2 separate regions of the Homo sapiens genome follow, and region 2 is linked to region 1. The links are chromatin contacts, found by Hi-C or POLR2A ChIA-PET in ENCODE. All regions are on one chromosome and are shown on one strand. Each heading gives the region's core, a stretch centred on a gene start or an enhancer-like site at or near the end of the contact. The rest is flanking DNA. Distances are from core to core; before and after follow the strand shown. Region 1 holds the start of LINC03013 (long intergenic non-protein coding RNA 3013). Region 2 overlaps SEPTIN7-DT (SEPTIN7 divergent transcript).

Evidence for each region. Hi-C counts contacts between places; a loop is a spot of excess contacts on that map. ChIA-PET counts read pairs that join two places held with the same protein, here RNA polymerase II (POLR2A). Pooled maps may share reads with other maps.
Region 2: a map of heart right ventricle shows a loop between it and region 1 (3-fold over the local background). The contact joins the enhancer-like site here to the promoter of LINC03013 in region 1. A Hi-C loop is called at or near these places in 12 of 168 maps with a recorded cell type or tissue (B cell, CD8-positive, alpha-beta T cell, Caco-2 and 9 more) and 11 of 50 pooled maps. POLR2A ChIA-PET finds 5 or more read pairs at or near these places in 4 of 52 experiments (AG04450, BJ, CD8-positive, alpha-beta memory T cell and 1 more).

The regions. Positions count from the first base shown.
Region 1 is chr7:35,712,778-35,718,902 of GRCh38, reverse strand. LINC03013 (long intergenic non-protein coding RNA 3013) reads right to left here and starts at 2,466. Exons shown (of 2, transcript NR_108083.1): 1 at 2,035-2,466.
Region 2 is chr7:35,752,080-35,757,503 of GRCh38, reverse strand. It overlaps SEPTIN7-DT (SEPTIN7 divergent transcript), which reads left to right. Exons shown (of 5, transcript NR_120512.1): 5 at 2,309-2,540. Among named protein-coding and RNA genes, the nearest start is that of LINC03013, 38 kb to the right of the region's middle. Within about 2 kb of position 3,061, at least 9 of the 41 ENCODE cell types and tissues checked have a DNase peak (open chromatin) inside an H3K27ac peak, as active enhancers do; they include gastrocnemius medialis, heart left ventricle, heart right ventricle and 1 more, where a contact is called at or near this core.

The sequences.
Region 1 (6,125 bases), core at 1,217-3,716:
CTTCTTATAGGGCAAGAGTGAGAACAACCTAGTGGGTGGGAGGGTAATCAGACTTATTGAGTAACATCAGTGTGGGGTTAGACACCAGCTCTCTGAGTTGCCTGGGAAAGTCAACTTTCAGCACCTGAAGGCACTGGGGTCTGTGGAAGGGAGAAACTGGTCTCATGAGCAGTTTGGACGAACCCCTCCTGTGGGGATAAGGTTGGGGGCCTCAGGTGCCAATTGGCTTGTTATCCAGACAATGCAGGTGAGCCACCTAGGTCAGTTGTTGCCAATCCTGATTGTGGCAGGGTACATTTTATTCATCTTCAGATCCCCAGCTCTTAGCACACAGCCTGGCATATGATAGGTACATGAACAATGTCTGATAATGTAATGATTGAATGTGCTTTTGTGCCAATTAAAAACAAGTAATTTGGGTTTTGCTCATGGAAGGAGAGGAGGGCTAATAATAGACATTGTTGCCTACATTTCTTGAATCCCTGAAAGACGGTATACACATTCTGCCCTTACTTTGGTAAAACCTCTCTGAAGAGTCCACAACTCTATGAGGAGGCTTCCTGGTTCAAGCAATATTTTTATTGAATTTTTACTATTTCTTTGCACCACTGGCCAATAAAGCCAGTGTCTAGGATTTGTTATACTGGCACTGAGACACTCAGTAAAGGAAGGCTCTGCTGGTGACAGCAGCTCTGGAATTTTCCACAACCACTCTAACAATCTTTTTGAATCTTCAGTACTTTTACTGAATTAGATACACAGTACAATGGGACACTAGCCACTGTTTGTAAATTTTTCATAAAAACAATTTGGAAAATGACACCCCTTAAACAATTAAATTAAATTAATTAATTTATTTATTTATTTTTGAGATGGAGTTTTGCTCCTGTTGCCCAGGCTGGAGTGCAATGGTGCGATATTGGCTCACTGCAACCTCTACCTCCCGGGTTCAAGCGATTCTCCTGCCTCAGCCTTCCAAGTAGTTGGGATTACAGTCATGCGCCATCATGCCTGGCTAATTTTTTTTGTGTGTGTGTTTAGTAGAGACGGGGTTTCACCATGTTGGCCAAGCTGGTCTCGAACTCCTGACCTCAGGTAATCCGCCCACCTTGGCCTCACAGAGTGCTGGGATTACAGGCATGAGCCACCGCGCCCAGCCAACAGTTTTCTTTAGGGCAGTGTTTCTTATCTTATCACTGCTGAAAAGTCCTTTTAAGACTATTTCTCCACAGACTCCTGTTCTGAAATATTTTGTTTATAAATACATATTTTTGTTAAATAATAATCTTCCCAAGAGGAAATCAAGTAGTCAAGAAATTTTTTTAAACTAAAAGTATCCTTGAGGCTGTATTTTAAGTAAACAAACAATTATCTTTAAGTTTCCTAAAAACTTAAAGTTTCAGGAAAGCTTCAGTTTCAGTAAAAACTGAAAATAACTAGAAGAATTCTCATCCTCTTTATACCCTCGCTTCCCTCCCCACCCTCGCCCCCAGACACTGGTTATTACTTTCCTCAGCTGCTGGGATTCTGGGTATTCTAACTTTGAAACTAGAGTTCCAGAAACACCAGGCAGATAGAATAAAATTAACAAAAGCCTGTGGATTCTCCTAGGTTTTTTGCTATCCATTTACCCTCCTTACTGTTAATGGGTCTTTTACTGTGGCAGTTAGCCCTGCCTCAAAGTCTCCCAAACTGGGGACGATTAGCCCCAGCTTATTGCTAAGATAACATCAAAAGAGGCAATAAGCAAGTTGGCATAGGCAACACCTCTCACCTTAAGGAACTGTCTCCTGAGATGTAGAATAAATCACTTGTCCTCTTTAAATGAATCTCTTCACCATGGTTTTGCTTGATTCCCCCATCCTGAAGTTGCTGCTTTAAGATGGGTGGGAAAATCTCCAGCAAAAGCATAACAAAACAGCAAGTAACAGCAATTTTTTTTTTAACAGAAAAAGGATTATTTTTATTACTTTCATACATTGCCACAGCACTGTTTGGGAAAGATTAGAATCAATAGAAGTTTGGAAATCTGACCTTGGCTGGTGGAAGAATAGAAAGAATCTGGTTCTTCTTAATTTCCCATTCAGGTTCTCAGTGTTCCAGGAAGCAGTTTGCTCAAGTTTCTTTTCTCCATTTAGCTCTCCTGAATGCCCGACTTCAGTGCCTGGGCATTGCTGCCAAGGATCCCGCTGGTGCATTCAGCTGCCATTCAAGGCAACAGCCCTCCACACTGCCTCGCACTTGGAAGTTTGTCTTACAGCATAAAACAGGTGGAAGGACATTCTGCCTTTAGAGTTCTGCTGGCATGTCTTATCACTTCTGTTGTCCAGTGCCAAGAATGACAAAAATCTTTTGTGTATGTTTGGGGGTGGGAAAGACCAGATATAACTGGGAACAGCAGTTAACTTGTTGTTCAGACAAGATTCCCAGGGCAGCTGTTATAACTCAGGCAGCAATAACTCTAACACTTGGCTCTGCTGCTAAGATGGATTGATAGAAACTTTGGACAAATCATCAACAAAAATTATGTTCTCATGAGACTGTTGAATATACTATGGATCAACTTAAAGATAATCAAATATTCGCTAGACTCACAACAAGGAAATACAATAAGCATATTAATCAACTGGGGTTGTGTTTATACTTTCATTTCTAAACATCTGCTTTCAATGAAGTCATTAGTATCTGCTGGCAAAAATTTGAATTGACACAGGACTTGCAATCTGTAGCTACAATTGAGACAGGATTACCTTTTTATGTGCTGACACTCACAGTCTTCTTTAAACTAACAATTTAGTCCACTTCATGATGGAATTCTAAATTCTAATCTGTGAACTTGCCGACTATTTGTCCTTTGCCAAAGACTTTACCCCGTGCTTAATTTTTAGTCTTGACACATATGTGTACACACACATAAACAATCTTTTTGTATTTTTTATACAAATAAAAAGATTATGTTAGTATTCAAATGGTAGTTATTTACACTAAATTAAGTTTACACTTCAGTAGAAGATAAAAATGTGACTAACTGAAATAAATAATTCCTGGAAAGAGAATTCTCAACATAAAGTTATATGAATCTCAACACTGTCCATTAAATCTCAAGATTTTCTAAATCTTATTAATGTGCATCAGTTTAAAAAAATAGTTCCAGCTGGGAATGGTGGCTCACGCCTGTAATTCCAACACTTTGGGAGGCTGAGGCGGGCGGATCACCTGAGGTCAGGAGATCAAGACCATCTGGCCAACATGGTAAAACCCCGTCTCTACTAAAAATACAAAAATTAGCAGGGCGTGGCGGCACACACCTGTAATCCCAGCTGCTCGGGAGGCTGAGGCAGTAGAATTGCCTGAACCCAGGAGGCGGAGGCTGCAGTGAGCCAAGATCGCACCACTGTACTCCAGCCTGGGTGACAGATAGAGCAAGACTCCGTCTAAAGAAAAAAAAAAAATAGTTCCGTGGTTTTGCCTTCTTCCTTTCCATTTTGTTAAACATATCCAGACCAAAATTACAATTGCCCCCATTGTAGAATGAGTTGAATGTGGGCATTATTGATACCGTTAATGATTCTGTATCACCAGCAAAGCATAGGATTAAAATTGACCTTGGCTTAAGTTGACTTACATTTTAATTTGGCCATTAAATTGATGCTGGAAAGTTGGGACACACCACACGGTTAACAGCCATCTGGCCTGCCTGTCTCCTTCTATCCTGACAACTACCTTGGCTTACCTAGTGTGTTTTATCTCTTCTCTCTCATCATTGCCTCCACCAGGATTCCTGAGTCAAAGCCCAACATGGCCCTCTGCTGTTGTACTGGCCAATCTGGTCTGTCCTGCTCTGCAGCTGCCAGTCTTCTCTGTCACTCCTGGTACCCCAACAGGCCCAGCAGCCTCTGCCAGTTCTGCTGTTCACTTCCTAACCAATGCCTCAACAACTCCTGTGGTGTCTTCTTCTGCCATCACATTTCACTTCCATTGAGGCCCCAAATCTCTGACACACCTGCTTTCTGCCTCTCTTGGCAGCTCTCAGCTCACTGCTGGCACTTCCATATACCCACATAAAGCCAAACCATAAGGTAAACTCATGGCCCTACCACACTGACTTTGGTTATTTCTCTAACCCCTTGGACATGGCACTGATATTTGATCTTGCTGGGACTCTTCCTTAGAGAATTTTCCCCCTTGCTGCCTTGGGGTGGGGAGCACCCTCCTCATTCCTGCTCTGGGAACGGACAGTGATGGGGCTGCCTCCTGCCTCCTGTTGCCTTCTCTTACCACCTCTGAGTCAGGCCAGCCCAGCAGGTTCCCAGCCTGGCTCAGATTCACTAGAATGCTTTTGTTACCACCTGTTTATCTGTCCTCCACAATTGCAGCACTTTTTTTTGACAGGTTGACAGTGTTTCCTTTGCTGGGCTTTAGGTGAAAAATGTCTACAAATCAGAGTAGATGTGATTAGTGTTAAGAGGGGAAAATAAAACTTACTGTGGGGCAAGAGGTGTGGGAAAGGTCAGATGAGAGAATCTAAACGGAGATATTAGTAGGAGTAAGTAGGAATGAATAGAAGTGAAATGAAAGACTTAGGGGAGATGGGAATATGTAAGAATGAGATTGTGAATATTAAAAGAGATTATCCTTGACCATGAAATCCAACCTACTCAGAACCTTGACATTTGACTGGTTACATGCCCTACACACTTAACATACTTTAACAACCCATTTTATTTAATAAATGTCCTAGAAAAATTAATGAGAATAAAATTAAGGAAGGAAGTTTTCTAATTCCTTAAATATAATTAGTGAAGTCCGTGGAGGTAAGGCTGATACGTAGATCAGAAAAAAAAAAAAACCCTATAGCTTTAACATGAATTTTAAACATAATTTTATCATATCCCAAAGACATGATACAATTGGTGTCTGTGAGTGCAAACATCTTGAGAAACAGTGTGCTAAAATGTTACATGCTAGGATGGCTTTTCACAAAAGTAGATTGTTTCTTTTTGAAATAAGACAATATAGGACAACTCCCCCAGCAATAAATTAGGATTATTCCCTCTATGACAAAGAAGGGGAAAAGGGTTACTCAAAGACAAATCATTATAAATAATCCATTATTCATATAAATTTATATTTTTAGAAAGGGAATATTGGTTAAAAAAAGATATTAAATGCCTGGGCAATCACCAAAATTTATTTTATAGCTCTAGCACTTGTGTTGTCTATATCCCTGATCACACTTTTAAATTGGCTTCAACGTAAATGATGGTTTAAAAAGAATTTTAGGCCATTTCTTTTGAAATTGCGGACCAGGGTTGTTAACAGCGGGAGGATGAGTGAGGTGGGTTGGGTGTGGCATCCTTTGTGTTACTATAAAGCTCTCAATGTTATAAGGAACATTATATTTTTTATTACACTTAACTACTTTCCAGACCACTAATTATTTGTATCTGTGATCAGGAATTCAAAAAACCTCTAAAATTCGATTGTTATTGTTGTTTTCCTGATAAAGATTGAGGAGGTTCCCATTCCAGCAGGAGTAGCTTAAAAAAAATAAAAGCTAAAAAATAAAAAGATTGAGGAGGATTCTGCAGCTTGCAGCTTTAGTAAAGGGCCCTATCCTTATAACAGAAGGACCCAGGAATAATTTTAAAAACTGCCAAATAATCTGCAGGTGATTCTAACACAGTATGCCTACATCCGTAGTCCTTATCATTCACCTACATCGAGAAGTCTCTACAATGTGCTCCTGAATCTCCAATGCACAGATCATGGAAGTGGATCCTATTTCACCACAAAAGCAATATCATAATCAGGAGAGAGGCCTATCAGCAAGGACTCAGAAGTAAATAAAGTATAGATGTGAACAAAATGTGCAATGTAGGCAAAATTACATGGCTATATAATAAGTTAGTTAAATATACTCTGTGTCCTGAGAAATGGGTACTAATACACTATGTACTTTCTTCACCAACATATCATAATGAAAATTTATTTCATACAGAAAATGAAAGCATGTGAGCTAGAATAAATTTTTAGTCTTTATATTTTTTATTTTATGATGTCACAGATCATTGAAAATTAGCACCAAGGACATCTGGTCCAACAGATTTATTTTATTTTATTTT
Region 2 (5,424 bases), core at 1,812-4,311, 38 kb before region 1:
AGAGAGAGGAGTAAAATGCCATGTTCTGAATTCAAACAGATTGGGTTTTAAATATTTTTCAAGCTGTGTGATTCTGGGCATTACTTAACCTAAGTCTCAGTTTCCTTATCTGTAAAATAAGAATAAAAAGAGGCCAGGTGCAGTGGCTTATGGCTATAATCCAAGCACTTTGGGAGGCTGAAGCGGGTAGATTGTTTGAGCTCAGGAGTTCGAGACCACCCTGGGCAACATGGCAAAACCCTGTCTCTGCAGAAAAAATGTGAAAATTAGCCGGGTGTGCACCACTGGTCCCAGCTACTCAGGAGGCTGAGGTGGGAGGATTGCTTGAGCACAGGAGTTTGAGGCTACAGTGAGCCAAGATCACACCACTGCACTCCAGCCTGGGCAACAGAGCGAGACCCCGCCTCAAAAACAGAAGTAATAAAAGAATATCTACCTCACAAGGTTTTTATGAGGATCAAATGGGATAGTACATTTAACAGCCCTTAGCCCAGAGAATGTGCTGTTTTGTAACTTCCTTATTTCAAAACTTATGGAAGACCTTTCCTCATGTATGACATTTATTTGTGTTTGATTATTTATTTATCTGCTTAGGGAGTATTTGTTTTATTGGAAAGGAGCATCACTAGAACCGGAGGCATGTGATTCCTTGAGATGTAGAAAGTCTTTTTGCTGTTTCTGCAGGAATGATTGCAGGCAGGCGATGCTATGGGGCATTTTCTCTTCTAAAGGGATAGACTGTAATGTCCTAAGAAATTTTTTTTCTTTATTTTCCTTTCTCTCTTTCTTTCTCTCTCTTTCTTTCTTTTCTTTCTTTCTTTTTCTTTCTTTCTTTCCTTCTTTCTTTCTTTTCTTTCCTTCTTTCTCCTTCTTTCCCCTTCCTTCCTTCCTTCCTTCCTTCCTTCCTTCCTTCCTTCCTTCCTTCCTTCCTTCTTTCTCTCCCTCTGTCACCCAGGCTGGAGTGTGGGGCAGCAATCATAACTCAAAGCAGCCTCAAACGCCTGGGCCCAAGCAATCCTCCTGACTCAACCTCCAGAGGAGCTGGGACTACCAGATTGACTAATGTTTTTCTTTTTACTTTTTGTAGAGACAGGGTCTCTTTATGTTGCTGAGGCTGGTCTTGAACTCCTGTCCTCAAGCTATCCTTTTGCTTCAGCCTCCTGAGTCCCTGGGATTATAGGCATGTGCCACCATGACCAGCTTGTTTTAAGAAATATTGATTTAATGGGTTGAACACCAAAAATGGGAGTCACAAGGCCTTCATTGATTCATCCTGTCATCTGATCCTTGTTTGCTAGGGCCAATGCAAGTGCTGAATTAGGTAGCACTGGGGAATGAGGGTGAAGGTGGGCCCACCATGATAAGCAAAACAGAGCCCCTGCTCTACGTGAGTCCTGGAATTTGGCTGTTTCCTCTGCCCTTGTGATGGCAGGGGAAGCTTCTCCTGGTGTACGACAGTGCAATGCCAGGGGTTCCTAAGTTGTTATCTGGTCAAAGGACGCAAGGAGTTAGAATAGGAGCCCCAGAGTAAATTCTAGGCAGCATTTCTGCTCCCTCTGTCCCAGTCTCATATCATTCTACTCTGACTCTTACTCACTGAGTCACCATCCCTGGCTTAACAGCTTGTACTTTAGTTCTCATATCTGTCAAATGGAACAATGGCAATTGCTATTTCTCTTCCTGCAGGGACTATTACAACTTGTAAAAATTAGTGAGTTATACGTGGGAAGCATTTTGGCCTCACAATTGAGAAGCAGAGAAGTGGTTCAAGGTATAATTTACATATTCATGGCATTTGATAATTTCCTTTCAGATTATTTTCTTCAAAGTGGGCATGGATGTTTTCAATTTCATAATCGAACCCAACTATATTTACTGAGCACCTACCTATTGCATAAAAAATAGAAAAATAAACAAGACTCTTTTTTGTCCTTCAGTTGGTAAATTCTACTGTTTGGGATTTTATTTGTGTACTCCCAAAGGGATCTGTTTGTCTGATTGAATATACAAATGACATTTGTATCACTAATTAGATCCTTACCTACCCTCCCATTTACACCATGCAGATAGTTAGGTTAGAAAGAAATTGGATTCTGATGATTTTAGTTTAGTAAAGATTTCTGAACACAGGTATATCCAATAGGGAGCGGTATCTTCCTTTATCCTATTTGCTAGCTTATAATTAGGATAAAATGGGAGAGGAAGAAAGGAATGTGTGGGGAGGGCTGTTTGTCAACACTTGGAGAGCTCCTGTCATCAGTATGAAGAACTTTTTAATTTCTGAGATTCTTCTTCTCCTTTACTATAGGCTCATGTAAGACTGCTGGGATTTGAAATTTATCCTATTATTTGAAGACTGAAATCAAAATATGAAGGTGGAGCATCATGTGTGCCTTCTGTCTTGTTCTCTACTAGGGTGTAAACCATTTAACTAAAAATAGTCTCCAATTTGACACCTTCCCAACATTTCACTAGTATACTCCAAATCTCCATGCAGGGTTACAGACCTATTTCAGCTGGCTCCATTTACTCTGAGGCAGATAAAGCTGAGATTGCAACATCAGAAGCAGTTCAACCAATCATTATGTACAAACCTCAGCCCATTTGTATAATGCAATCCTTCTGGTAGTAATGACACAAAACATGCCTATAGGGACGATCACAACCCTGTCAAAGTCCCAAGTCATCTGTGGCACCAGGGCCACAGAACTTCTTACCACTTGGAAGCAAAATAGTTGCTTTAATGGTAACCAAATGCCCTCCTTCAAGACAGTATTTCAAGAAGGAGGAGTATACGTATATTATACAAACATATCCAATCCCTTTAGAAGATAATTATCAATATCATGCAGGGAAGCTGGAACACACACACAAAATCGAGTACTATCTAGAAGATCAAGCCACAAATCTCAAGAGAAGCAGTAAGTGTCCAGGGCCTGGGATTTTTTATCTTGGCCGTGAGAATAGCACAGCCCATGGTGCAGAAACGACAGGCTAGTTGTCCAGCATAACATGGTGTTTTATTTCACCATAGTAGACTGCTGGGAAATCTCTGGAGGCCTTGGCAGCTGTGTCTTGTCTTTAATATGAAGCCTGGGGGGGAAGACAGAGAGAGAGACTCATAATTCACAAGAGGCCCAGCCGTAAGAAAGCCATTCTAAATAACTGAATCAGGCACCGAGGAGGAGCGACTATTCCATTCCTAAGTCAAGAATGCTTTTTGTCTTTCCTTCTCTCCTAATTGGCTCATGAAAAGATCATTTATGTGTGGTAGAATCAGTACATCAGAGGCAGCTTCTGTTTCTCTCCATTTCTCCTCCCCACTGCTGCTGTCCTGTAAAAAGACCCTTTGTTACAGACTGAAACAGCAGATGCAGCTCAGATATTATCTTGAATAATTTTGTGGGGAGCATTTTATCTTGAATTGGTGTAATGCCATTTTCACGTGGAAAGTGGTTCTATGTCTGATCCAAATGTTCTAGAAACTTGAGAGACCCATATGGCAAAGAAGTACTTTACACACATATCTCTTTAAAGTAGTGCAGGGTATGGGAAGAACTGATAATGCTGATTAAATGATATGTAGACGAAATGAATGTAAACTGGCATCATGGGCTGAGTGAGTCAGGGGAGGCCTTGTGGAAGAGATAAGAGTAATAGAAAATGCTAGGTCAAGTATGTGTAGAGGCCTGGAGAGAGGAATGGACTTAGTGGGTCCAAAAGTAAGAAGACTTGTTTGTTGTGAATACAGAGTTAGAAGTAGGTAGAAGAAAAAGTTGGTCGGGTCCTGCAGAGATTAAAAATCCGGTTTAAGATTTTAGATTGTTTCAATCATCAATTAGTTGGTGTCTGTGTTCATTGTGGAAATGCTTTAAATATAGATAACAAAAAGGATAATAACTTACAATCCTACCAGTCGTAGGATGATGATGGCAGACAATGTGGTGCACATTCTTTCATATATTTTATTGTCCTAGTTTAAGGTTCCCTATAGGCAGATCCTGAGATGAAGATTTAAATGCACACCACTTATTGAGGAGGTGATTTCAGGAAACACCGGCAGGAGAGTGGGGCAGTATGACAGGGAAAGAAAGGAAGCAAAAAAATAAAGGGCATGTTCTCAAAGGAATCAGTTGGAGAGCAGTCATGCTGGAGACACTGGAAGAGAGTATAGAAGATGTCTCAATGTAGTCCTGCCTAGGGATCAGGAAGTCGAAGTATTTATCCACTAATTCTTGTCAATTGAGAATTTATTTGAGGGGCATTAACTCTCCAAAACGGTCTCCCTGTGCCGGAAAAATAACCCTAAGCAGAATGTTGTAGGTATTTGCAGCAAATAGCCCTCAGTGTGTCCTGAGGATTGGTGTAGTACATAAATATACAAAATTATTTTTATTTATAAAAAAGCTTTCTATGCATCAGGCTCTGTACTGTGTGTTTTACTTGCATTCACTCAAAATAGTTCTCACAGAAGCCCTATGAGGTCGGCGCTACTCTTATCCCCTGAGGATTAGAGGCTGGGAGAAGTATATATGAGAGTCATATGGAGATTAAATACCTGAAGTCATGAGGAGATGATGCACTCTCCAAGAGAGCTTTGATGACAGCCTATTTATGCAGCTTCTGTCATCTGTACACATTCTCCTCTTTCTGTCAACAAAGAGTTTTTCTTTTGCAATTGTAAATGTCCTCTGTTTTCAGAGACTTTTGTTGGAAAACAAAACAAAATCTTGAGACATGAAGGATCTGTAATGGACACCTGTCGATTGTGTCTGTTCAGCAGCTCCTCTCCCACCTGTCTTCCAGTACAACACCTTATTTCATTGGAGAGAAAGGTTCTACCTCTTCTCCTTAAGGTTTTAGTGGACAGCCAAACCAGTCTTCAGTCTACAGGGTGAGTATGAGATCCAGGCTTGACCAACCATAGTCACCACCCACTTGGCTACATCAAATTGAGCCAGAAAGAGCCTTTCCCTGGGAATTTATATGTAGACTTTGGGAAAAGGAAGCTTTCTTCTCTGATGTTACTAGACAGCGATGACAAAACCAGTGCTTGTCTGGACCATGCTCCACTTCCTCTCCACAGCAAGATGAGCAAGCTCATCTGTAGTAGGAAAGAATGTAGGAATGCATCCCCTGCACAGAGAAAAGCGGAGGAGAGAATGAGAGAGAGAGAGAGAGAGAGAGAGAGAGAGAGAGAGAGAGAGAGATCTGACTGTACTGCTAAGTCCCTGCAATCCCCACCAAGGTCTGCAAGGTCTACTTCCCCTAGACTACAACTACCCATTACTTGTGCCAAATATTCAATAAATCGTAACCTTAGCAGGGAGAGGGATGAAGAGAGATTGATTAATGGGTATGTATATACAGTATGATAGAAGAAATAAGACCTAGTATTTCATCAGTCAGTAGTATGACTATAGT